2 separate regions of the Homo sapiens genome follow, and region 2 is linked to region 1. Evidence: chromatin loops called from intact Hi-C (ENCODE). Cell type or tissue: IMR-90. All regions are shown on one strand. Each heading gives the region's core, and the rest is flanking DNA. Links, peaks and the distances in the headings are about the cores only.

Region 1 (5,087 bases), core at 88-5,087:
TAATTCTAGCCACTAAAGAAGTACAAAATTTGTACAAGTAATACTTTATAATGAAATTTTGATGCCTGTCAAAAGGGTAATAAGCTATACATATACTACAATAAACATTTTTAAAAACTGTGCTTAATATCATAGAATTTTCTTAAAATGGGTTGGTAAAATACCTATATAGCATCCATTCTTACACACATATTTTCCATTAAAGATTGCTTAAATAGTACAAATTCCTATTGCTAAGAAATTCATGGTCAACAGCTGTATATGAAGTTCCTCTAAGAAACATCACAGCATTTGCAGTAAGTCCATTTCTCCAGTGAAGCCCACCTTATTTTCAGTTTAGCTTACTACCAAGTTCTCATGAGAACTGTTTATATGTCTTTTGCTTGGTCATCTTCTTCAAGTTTTCTGATTTCATTTTTTAAACAATTTATAGTTTCACGACTTGCTTTTAATCTCTCCTTAAGCTCTGCAATCTCAAAGCTTGTTTTTTTCTTAGCAGCTTCTAATTTTTCTCTGGTTTTCACTTCAAGCTCTGCAACTAAAGAAAACAAATACTTTTACTAAAGTATTTTTCTCACATGTTTAAGATATATGACAGGGTAATAAATATGGCATTTCCTGACGACAATGTTTCCATGATGAAATGTGGATAACTTAAGAATTACAACATTAAACATGGGTGCAGGTTGGGGGAGGGGAAGAATGTCTGAATTCCCAAGAGAGGATCTAAGATGTTTCCTACAACTAAAAATAAAATTCTGGTCACCAACTCACAGTTAAAATTTTAAGACATAATGTCCTTTTTTCCATACACATATTAAGATTGAAATAAGGGGGCACACAAACCCAAGATACATCAGCTAATGAGAGGTGACTGGGCGCAGTGGCTTATGTCTGTAATCCCAGCACTTTGGGAGGCTAAGGCAGGTGGATCACTTGAGGTCAGGAGTTCGAGACCAACCTGGCCAACATAGCAAAACCTCGTCTCTATCAAAAATACAAAATTAGCAGGGCGTGGTGGTGCACACCTGTAATCCCAGCTACTCTGGTGGCTGAGGCATGAGAATCACTTGAACTTGGGAGGCAGAGGTTGCAGTGAGCTGAGATGACGCTAGTGCACTCCAGCCTGGTCGACAGAGTGAGACTCTGTCTTAATGGGTGGGGGTGGGGGGGAAGCGTTAACTACAAGTATTCTTAAATTTATATACAGGTGAAACTTTTTTTTTTTTTTTTTGAGATGGAGTCTCGCTCTTGTCGCCCAGGCTGGAGAGCAGTGGCATGATCTCAGCTCACTGCAACCTATGCCTCCCAGGTTCAAGCAATTCTCCTGCCTCAACCTCCTGAGTAGTTGGGACTACAGGTGCATGCTGCCATGCCCGGCTAATTTTTTGTATTTTAGTAGAGACGGGGTTTCACCGTGTTGCCCAGGCTGACTGCGAACTCCTGAGCTCAGGCAATCCGCCCTCCTTAGCCTCCCAAAGTGCGGGGATTACAGGCATAAGCCACCAGGCCCGGCCCAGGTGAAACTTATAAACAAAATCACACTATCAATACAAGCCAATATCTTTTTTTCAAATAGGTGGCAATAACTGCTAAAATTTGAATCCCAGCTCTGCCACTTACTAGCTGTGACACTGTAAGCTATTTCACCTATGTTCCTCACTTATGAAACAGAAATGATAATGGCAAATACTTCATAATATTATTTGTTGAGAAAACTTTTGAGACAGGATCTTACTCTGTCACCCAGGCTGGAGTGCAGTGGTGTGATCTTGGCTCACTGCAAACTCTCACTCCCGGGTTCAAGTGATTATCCCACCTCAGCTTCCCAAGCAGCTGGGATTACAGGTGTGAGCCACCACACCCAGCCTGTTGAGAAGACTTAATGAATTAATTTATGTAAAGTACCCAGAATACTGCCTGGTACAGAAAAAGCCCTATCAACTATTGTTATGAGAAAAGAGAAACATTAAGTGATATCTGAAACTATCTATCTATAACAAAGTACTAAAGAAATGTTACTGCAAAACAGGACACATCTATTTAAATATGCCACTTGGATATGTAGCATGATGTTTTACAAAGAAAAATATCTGCTTGTGTCTAACATTTCCATCTTGTGGACATTTTTGGTAACTGCTGCTCACTATTAAAGTACACTTATACTTACTTTCACTAATAAAAGATGGTCACTAATTGGAAGCCAGATGGTTTGGTGGGAAAAAAACCCAACTATGGAAACAGAAAAGATCTGATTTCAAATAAACCCTTGCTTCCTTATTAGCCGAATGCTAACATTTCTAAGGCTCCATCAATCTCTTTGTACGATACAGCTAAAACTAGGTATTTCTCAGAGGATTTACGAAGATTACATGAAGTAATTATATGTAAAGCATCTAGCACATAAAAAACATGCAATACACGGTAAAACCCTGTCTCTACTAAAAATACAAAAAATTAGCTGGGCATGGTGGCGAGCACTTGTAGTCCCAGCTACGCGTGAGGCTGAGGCGGGAGAATGGCGTGAACGCAGGAGGCGGAGCTTGCAGTGAGCCGAGATCGCGCCCTGCACTCCATCCAGCCTGGGCGACAGCGCGAGACTCTGCCTCAAAAAAAAAAAATAAAAATAAAAAAAATAAAAAAATTCAATGAATATTAATGAGTTCTTTCCTTATTTTGCTCATTGCTGGTGACTTGCTTTTTGTGATTGTCAAAACAATTCATATTTTACTTTGTAATTCTTTTCATTCTTTTACAAATTATTTTTATACATAGGTAGTACACACAAGATTACAAATTAAAAGATTAAAGAGTAGACAGTGAAAAAATATGCCCTTCTACTACACTTGTTCCCCAGCCTGCCATGACCAATCAGTGCTTCTTCCCAGAGATAATCACTGTTGTGTTCTCTGATATCTTCCCAGAAATAGTCTGCTGATATACAAAGCATATACCCAAGTGCAGTTTCTTCTTCTTCCCAACACAAGTGGTATCATTCTATACACATTGTTTTGCACCTTGCTGTTTCACTTAACATTATATCTGGAAGCTCACCCTATAACACAGAGCTGTCTCATTCTTTTTAATGACTACAGAGGACCTAATTGAATGGATAAATAAAATTCATTTAGTCTGCCCCCTATTGATGTACACTCAGAGTATCTCCATTTTTTTCTTTTACAAACAATGCAATAATGTGTATGCTGTAAATAATCATTTTAGTATATTTGTAGGATAAATTCCTGGAAATGGAACTGTTATAGAATATATATGTACTTGTAATTCTGGAAGAACATCAAGCAACTCAAAAGGATCTACCAATTTATAATCCCATTAGCATTGTGTCTGTTTCCCTACTGCATCAACTTTTTGGTCTTACCTAACCTGAAAGGTTAAAAACAGTATTTCTGTAATTCGCATTCATCTTATTACTATTGGGGCTGACTCATCTTTTTTATAATGTTTGAGACATTTCTCCCTTTCTACAAATGATCTGTTTTCCTTTTGCTCATTTTCCTATTGGGTTATTGGCCTTTCTTATTGATTTGTAAGAGCTATATACAGCTTTATACAGTAGTCCCCCCTCATCCATGGTTTCATTTTCCATGCTTACAGTTAGCCACTGTCAATAGCGGTCTGAAAATAGGTGAGTAAAAAGTAGAATAAGATTTTTTTGGGGGGTGGGGTGGGGAAAGAGCACACATTTACATAACTTTTATTAGAGTTCATTGTTATAATGTTCTATTTTATTAATTAGTGTTGTTAATCTTTTATTGTGCCTAATTTATAAATTAAACTTTATCATAGGTATATATGTATAGGAAAAAACAGTATATAGGGCTTGGTACTATCTGTAGTTTTAGGCATCCACTGGGGTTCTTGGAATGTGTCCTCTCCAGATAAAGGGGGACTACTGTATGTTAAGAAACTAGTCATTTGTGACATGAGTACATTTTTCTATGGCCTGTCAGTCTTTAGACTTTGTTCCCAGTGCTTTTTACTATGCAGAAATTTGTATTCCCCTATACCCTCTCTCCCCACATCAATTTAAAAAACACACTGAATGATATGCGCTTTGTTAGATGCTGGGGTACAGAGGCAGGAAACAGGTAAGAAAAAAATGCACTAATGTTATGAGGTAATCATAGGGAACGACAAGAGTAGACTGGATTCAAATCAAGTAGAAAGGGTGAGTTTTATGAAGGAGGGCTTCTTGGTAGTAGTAACATCTAAACTGAATTTTAAACAATGAGAAAGGAGTTAGGTAAATGAAGTGGGCATACAGGCCCAGGAAGCAGCATAAAGACAAGGAGTCCTGTATAGCTGTAAGCGGTAGTTTTAAAACTAGCCAGGGAGACCTGATTAACTCAATTGTCAGAAGGACAGCATTCACTGTAGATATAACATAGATTTGTTGTTTGATTCATGATACTTTTATTTTTGACAACTTGTAAGACTGCGAAGGGCACTAGATGTTTGGAAGAAGACATGAGTTAATTAGCAATGAGATCCTGGGGGAAAACATTTTAAAACTTCTTTTAGCTTGTTCCAGTGTTCTGCTTCCTATGTGTTAAATGCTTATACAAAAAAAGAAAAGTTTCTGTTTTTAATTTCCCAATGAAGCTCAATTTCGAGAAAACAAATCCAAAGAATTACTACTTTTATAAAGTCAGTTCAGCATACTGGTTAGGAGACAGACTATCAGGCTTTTTACAACTTATTAGTTAAGTGGACAGATTTTGGGTTTAAAATGCAGGCTCTACTGGGTAATTTTGGGCAAGTTATCAAATCTTTCTAGAGCTTTTACCTACAAAATGGTGCTAATCATAGTATCTTCCTCCTAGGGTTATTTTAGAGTATTAAATAAGTTAAGAAATGGAAAGTGCTTGTCAGGTACATAGTAAGCTCTCACTAAGTGTTCACTATCATTTTTACTATTTCTTGAAGAAGCAACTAAAAAGCTAGATCATTAGTGCTTAAACTTCCAATATACTCCATAATAAATATTCTCTCTATAAAAATACTATTAAATTTTTGGAGCCTAAGTTCTGAGGACTGCCAGGGATCAAGTTCTGATTCTACTACTA
Region 2 (6,245 bases), core at 687-5,686, 150 kb before region 1:
TTGTAAATGAAATTGTTTTCTTAATTTCTTTTTCATATTGTTGTTAGATGAAAATGCTGACTCTTCAGGGTTTTCTATGTACAGGATCATATCATCTATAAACAGAGACCACTTTACTTCTTTCCAATTTGGATGCCTTTTCTTTTTCTTGCCTAATTGCTCTGGATGGAATATCCAGTATGATATTTAATAGAATTGGTGAAAGTGGGAATTCTTGCCTTGTTCCTGATCTTAGAGGAAAATCTTTTCAGTCTTTCACCACTGAATATGACATTCACTGTATTTTTCATATATGGCTTTTACTACGTTGAAATAGTTTCCTTTTATTTATTTATTTATTATTAATTTTTTTTCCGAGATGGAGTCTTGCTGTCACCCAGGCTGGAATGCAGTGGCATGATCTCGGCTCACTGCAACCCCCTCCTCCCGGGTTCAAGTGATTCTCCTGCCTCAGCCTCCTGAGTAATTGGAATTACAGGTGCGCACCACTATGCCCAGCTAATTTTTACATTTTTAGTAGAGATGGGGTTTCACCATGTTGGCCAGGCTGGTATCAAACTCCTGATCTCAAGTGACTCACCCACCTCAGCCTCCTCAAAGTGCTAAAATTACAGACATGAACCACTGCACCTGGCTCCTTTTACTTCTAGTTTTAGTGTTTTTTTAAATCATGAAAGAATGCTGAATTTTGTCAAATGTTTTTTCTGCATCAATTGACACAATCATGTGGTTTTCTCCCATTCATTCTTTTAATGTGTATATTACATTGAACAATTTTCATATGTTGAACCATCCCTGCATTCCAGGAATAAGACGCACTTGATCATAGTATATAATCCCACTGATATGCTGCTGAATTTGGTTTTGTTGAGGATTTTTACATCAATGTTTATGATTCAATTGCATTTTTAAGAAGTTTTCTGTTAAGTTCCAGTACTCTTAAAAAAAAAAAAAAGAAAGCCTCCCCACCCCCCCGACCCTGCCCACAAAATGAGACAGAGATAAACTCAATGGCTGAGCTAGACAGGACACCCATTTGTCATTTTTTGTCCACTTCAAAGTGGTTCACAATTTATCCTGACAAAGGCCTGCAATGGCTCCCCCTATTCCTCTGAGAATAAAAATTAAGGATTTTTCAATGGTCTCTATGAGATCCTAATTTTTTAGTATCATTTTCTGCCTCTCCTGTTCCACTACTGATCATGTACCTTAAAATTCTTCTCTCTCCATACTCTGCTCCAGCCACAGTGGCCTCCTTGCTGTTTCTAGAATACACTAATTATGTTCCTATCTCAGGTCCTTTGCAACTACTGTTCTTTGTACCTGGAATGCTTTTCTATCTGGTATCAGCATAGCTTGCTCCTTCACTTGCTTCAGGTTTTTGCTCACAAATCAATTTATTGAAGAATTTTCCTGAGCACACTACATATGAAATAGATAAACCCTTACCCACTAGCCCATGATGCTACACCCTTTTCCTCTTTCCCTACTACATCATTCTCCAAATGACTTACCACCAAGTGGCATACTACATATTGACTTGTTTTTTTATTCCCTAGCTCTTCACTCCAATGCCACCACAAAACGTAAACTCCATAGTGACAAAGATTTTGTTTTGTTCAACGAAATATCCTTGGTGCCTGAAGAATGCCAGACAGATATTAAATGCTTAATAAGTTTTAGTTGAATGAATAATCTCAGATATTGTTTAAAAATAGCAACATAAGTATTCATAAAATTTGTTCCTGAATTTCTGCAATGTGCAAACATATCAATAAAACTACAACCAAATGCTTTTACATTTTTACTTATTAACATATGTTACTTAATAGTTACTTATTGAGATGACTTGTAAAAATGGGGCTCAAAATTATCACTTAGATTTGTCTGTAAACTGACAGCTATCTCATGAAAAATATGGAATTTAAGATACAGTATCACAAAATTTCTTTTAGAAGCAATGCTACCATGTTGTTATCAATGTGAGCAAGTATACTCATAAGACTGAGGTAGTACCTGATGTTTTCCTTTTTGTACTATAGATTCAAAAACTGTCATTTGCATTATAGTTATTATAGCAGATGTAACTCCTGAAGACACTATCTAGGTAAGTTAACTGCCTAAGAGTCATTATCCAAGCCACATTATTTCCTCCAAGCTAGCTCATTCTTTGACGTTTTGCAGTCCTGGGATGAGCCTGGGTGAAGGTGAAGATACTCTAGGATTGAAACAACTGTTTATATTGGATTTCTCATCCTACAGCTTTTCCTAAGCTCTTTTAATTTCTAACATTAAAAGGTACTTAATATTAACTAGAATTTACTTTGAATATACTTGAACTATCTGCCATATGCAATTCCAACACCAACATCTTTGGTCTACTGAGTTATTTCAGCGAAAATAGAAACATGGTTACATATGGTTGGAAGGTACAAGTTTGGAACATCACAGACCAATGAAATAATGGTTTAGCTACAAACAATATTAGTTTAAATATTTTCTTTCTTTACATAACCTGATTCATTAAAAATCTGTTTGAAAAAATAAAGAATTTTAGAGCTAGTCTTTTTTCTTCTTTATACTTTTTTCCTGCATACTTTAAATAACCTCTAGATTACTTACAAATGCTATCTAAATAGTTGTTATGCTGTATTTTGTAATATTTTTTATACTGCTTTCTATTTCAAATAATTTCAATCTGTGGCTGATTGAATTTGCAGGTGTGGAACCTATGGATACGAACGACCAACTATAAATCAAAGACAAAGGCATCATGAAGTAAGGTTTTAAATTCCTCTAGTTGATAAGGCTGAACCTGTTTAAGATTGGGTCTGACAGCACGCACATTTTCACTTTTTAATTAGAATGCTGCAAATTAATATGTTTGTTATACTAAGTATGTCTGTCAGTAAAGAAAAATATTCAGAACATAACCCCCCGCCACCTATATCTGGTTGTAGAGGCAATAAATGCTCTTAATATATGGCCCTGATAATATCTGCTTTAATAATAAAAAGATAATAAAATCATCTTTCGAGTGTGTGAGGAAAAATTATTCTGAAAATGGAGAAATAACTTATTTGAAACCAGTATCTCCCTTTAAATTATAAAAAATTTGTTAGAATTACATCAAAGAATAAGAAGACTTTTTACATAAAGTTATTAGATTTATATCAAAACTACTTCCCCTGAATTACAATAATACAGTGTTACTTTTTTTTTTTTTTTTTTTTTTGAGACAGGGTCTCACCCTGTCGCCCAGGTTGGAGTGCAGTGGTGCAATCTCGGCTCACTGCAACCTCCACCTCCAGGGCTCAAGTGACCATCCTGCCTCAGTCTCCCGAGTAGCTGGGACTACAGACATATGCCACCGCATGTGGCTAATTTTTGTATTTTTAATAGTGAAGGAGTTTCGCCATGTTGCCAGGCTGGTCTCAAACTCCCAGGCTCAAGTGATCCACTTGCCTCAGCTTCCTAAAGTACTAGGATTACAGGTGTGAGCCACTGCACCTGGCCCAGTGTTACTTTTGTACCAGTAACTATACTAGAATAGACTAACTGGGCCTAATAATATTAATGCTATATTCTTTATTTTTACAGAGTAGGCCAAACACACATACACACGCTTCCTTCAGTTAAATTATACATTCTAAGGTACAGTGTCAGTATTTTCATAAGAATTTTGTTTACCCTGAAGTTTAAAAATTTGAAATATTAAAGAAGTTAAGATTTTAATAAACACAACTTTCTACCATTTGTGTGAGTAGGCCTTCAGATGGCAGCAAATGCAACATAATAAATGTTGGGCCTGTTTGTAAGAACTGGTTATCTGATATCCTCCTTTACTAAATTTTTTAAAACATGGGTTGCTCCCGGGGAAATATGCATTCAAGAGTGGGATGCGATCTAAAATCTAATAAAAGTTGCAAAGTATGTGACTTCTAGGTTTAAAAAAATTCTTGAGGGACTCAGTTTTGTGGTTTTTTAAAAAAACAAACTTCATTACATTTAGTCATCATGTCTCTTAAGGATCCTCTTGGCAGTAATGGTTTTTCAGATTTTTCTTGTTTTTGATAATCCTGACCATTTTCAGGAGCACCTGTAAAGTATTTTGTAGAATGCCTCTCCTCTCTTGGAATTTGATGCTTTTCTCATAATTAGACTGGGAGTATGGGATTTGGACAGGAGGATCACAGAGATAAAGTGCCACTTTTATCACAACATAGCCCTTGAAACACACTATCAACATGACTTATCACTGTTGATGTTACCCCTGACAACCTACCTGGCTGTCAGGTTTCTCCACTGTGAAGTTACTTCTCCCCGAACTCTTCTGCACTTCTTGGAAGTACTGTACTTCTTGGAAGAAAGGCATGCACAGCCCACACTTAAGGATTAGGGAGTTGTGTTTCACCATGAGGAAAGTGGAGTATTGACATACATTATTTGGAGTTCTTCTGTACAGATTTGTCTCTTCTCCATTTACTTATTTATTCAATCATTTATTCATTTATTCAATCATTTATTCATACCAGTATCAGCCCGTGGATATTTATTTTATACTCTGAGTTATAATTCAATACTACTTTATACTTTACTTATTTTCTTTTTCAAATTATTCCAACTTTGATCACTGTTAGCTCTTTTAGGTGACTCCTATGCCCCTTTGACATAGTCCCATTTTGTGGGTTTTTTGTTAAAGCCCTTCTTTACTTTTTTTTTTTGGCACTACAAGATGTTCTAAGCTGATCTTGTCTATTTTGTTATTTTTATTTTTTAATTTTTTTTAATTTTATTTATTTTTTTTGAGATGGAGTCTCGCTTTGTCGTCCAGGCTGGAGTGCAGTGGAGCCATCTCGGCTCACTGCAAGCTCTGCCTCCTGGGTTCATGTCACTCCTCTGCCTCAGCCTCCCTAGTAGCTGGAACTACAGGCGCGCACCACCACACCCAGCTAATTTTTTGTATTTTTAGTAGAGACGAGGTTTCACTGTGTTAGCCAGGATGGTCTCAATCTCCTGACATCATGATCCACCCGCCTCGGCCTCCCAAAGTGCTGGGATTACAGGCGTGAGCCACCACACCCAGTGTTTATTTTTATTTTTTTGAGACGGAGTCCCGCACTGTCGCCCAGGCTGGAGTGCAGTGGCACAATCTCGGCTCACTGCAACCTCCACCTCCTGGGTTCAAGTGATTCTCCTCCCTGAGCCTCCCGAGTAGCTGGGATTACAGGCGCCCGCCACCCTGCCCAGCTAATTTTTTGTATTTTTAGTAGAGACGGGGTTTCACCATGTTGGCCAGGCTGGTCTCGAACTCCTGACCTCGTGATTTGCCCGCCTTGGCCTCCCAAAGTGGATCTTGTCTATTTCTTGCCCTAGTCCTAGATTAAGCCATTTCTCCAAGGAACCCTGGTCCTTTTTAAAGGAGAAGGGTACAGATTCAGCATCCCTAACTGGAAAATTCTGAGAATTTTTGAGCACCAACATGACACCACAGGTGGAAAATTTCACACCTGACCTCACATGATGCGTGCACAAAATTATTTAAAATATTGTATAAATCACCTTCAGGCTATGTGTAAAGGCATATATGAAACATAAATTTTGTGTTTAGACTTGAGTCCCATCCCCAAGATATCTCATTATGTATATGCAAATACTTTGAAATCCAAAAAACCCCCTGAAATCCAACTGGGCACGGTGCTCACACCTGTAATCCCAGCACTTTGGGAGGCCAAGGTGGGCAGATCAAGAGGCCAGGAGTTCAAGACCAGCCTGGCCAGCATGGTGAAACCCCCATCTCTACTAAAAATACAAAAAATTTGCCAGGCATGGTGATGTGTGCCTGTAATCCCAGCTACTCGGGAGGCTGAGGCAGGAGAATCACTTGAACCTAGGAGGCAGAGGTTGCAGTGAGCTGAGATCATGCCACTGCACTCCAGCCTGGGCAACAGAGTGAGACTCTGTCTCAAAACAAAACAAAACAAAAACCTTGAAATCCAAAACACATCTGATCCCAAGCATTTAGGATAAGGATAAGGATAAGGATAATCAACTTGTATTAGAAACCAAGATTTGGGTTCTTGGTGTGCTCTTGCTACCGGGGTGTCATGGCATCTAGGAGGGCCTCTGTGTAACTAAATGTTATGTTATTTTGTGGAGAATTTGCATAACAAAATATAGAAATAAACTCATGGAGAATAGACTACGACTATGAAGTTGAAAGATTAATATAATTATAGATAGGG

The links. A loop is a pair of places that touch in the nucleus more often than their neighbours do. Peaks named below come from ENCODE experiments on the same cell type or tissue, not always from the same donor. Only the 100,000 strongest peaks of a DNase experiment are listed, where the experiment ranks them.
Region 2: a loop joins it to region 1, with 8 times the contacts of the local background. A loop is called at or near these places in 2 of 110 quality-filtered maps.

The regions. Positions count from the first base shown.
Region 1 is chr12:69,385,598-69,390,684 of GRCh38, reverse strand. YEATS4 (YEATS domain containing 4) reads right to left here. Exons shown (of 7, transcript NM_006530.4): 7 at 1-538. The coding sequence ends at 369. Among named protein-coding and RNA genes, the nearest start is that of YEATS4, 28 kb to the right of the region's middle. In IMR-90, for the core only: CTCF peaks have their summits at 2,118 (motif pointing left) and 3,123; DNase peaks (open chromatin) are centred at 664 and 2,104; H3K27ac peaks cover 398 bases.
Region 2 is chr12:69,538,815-69,545,059 of GRCh38, reverse strand. All of the region lies in intron 3 of FRS2 (fibroblast growth factor receptor substrate 2), which reads right to left. Among named protein-coding and RNA genes, the nearest start is that of SNORA113, 26 kb to the right of the region's middle. In IMR-90, for the core only: a CTCF peak has its summit at 3,779 (motif pointing right); a DNase peak (open chromatin) is centred at 3,919; H3K27ac peaks cover 307 bases.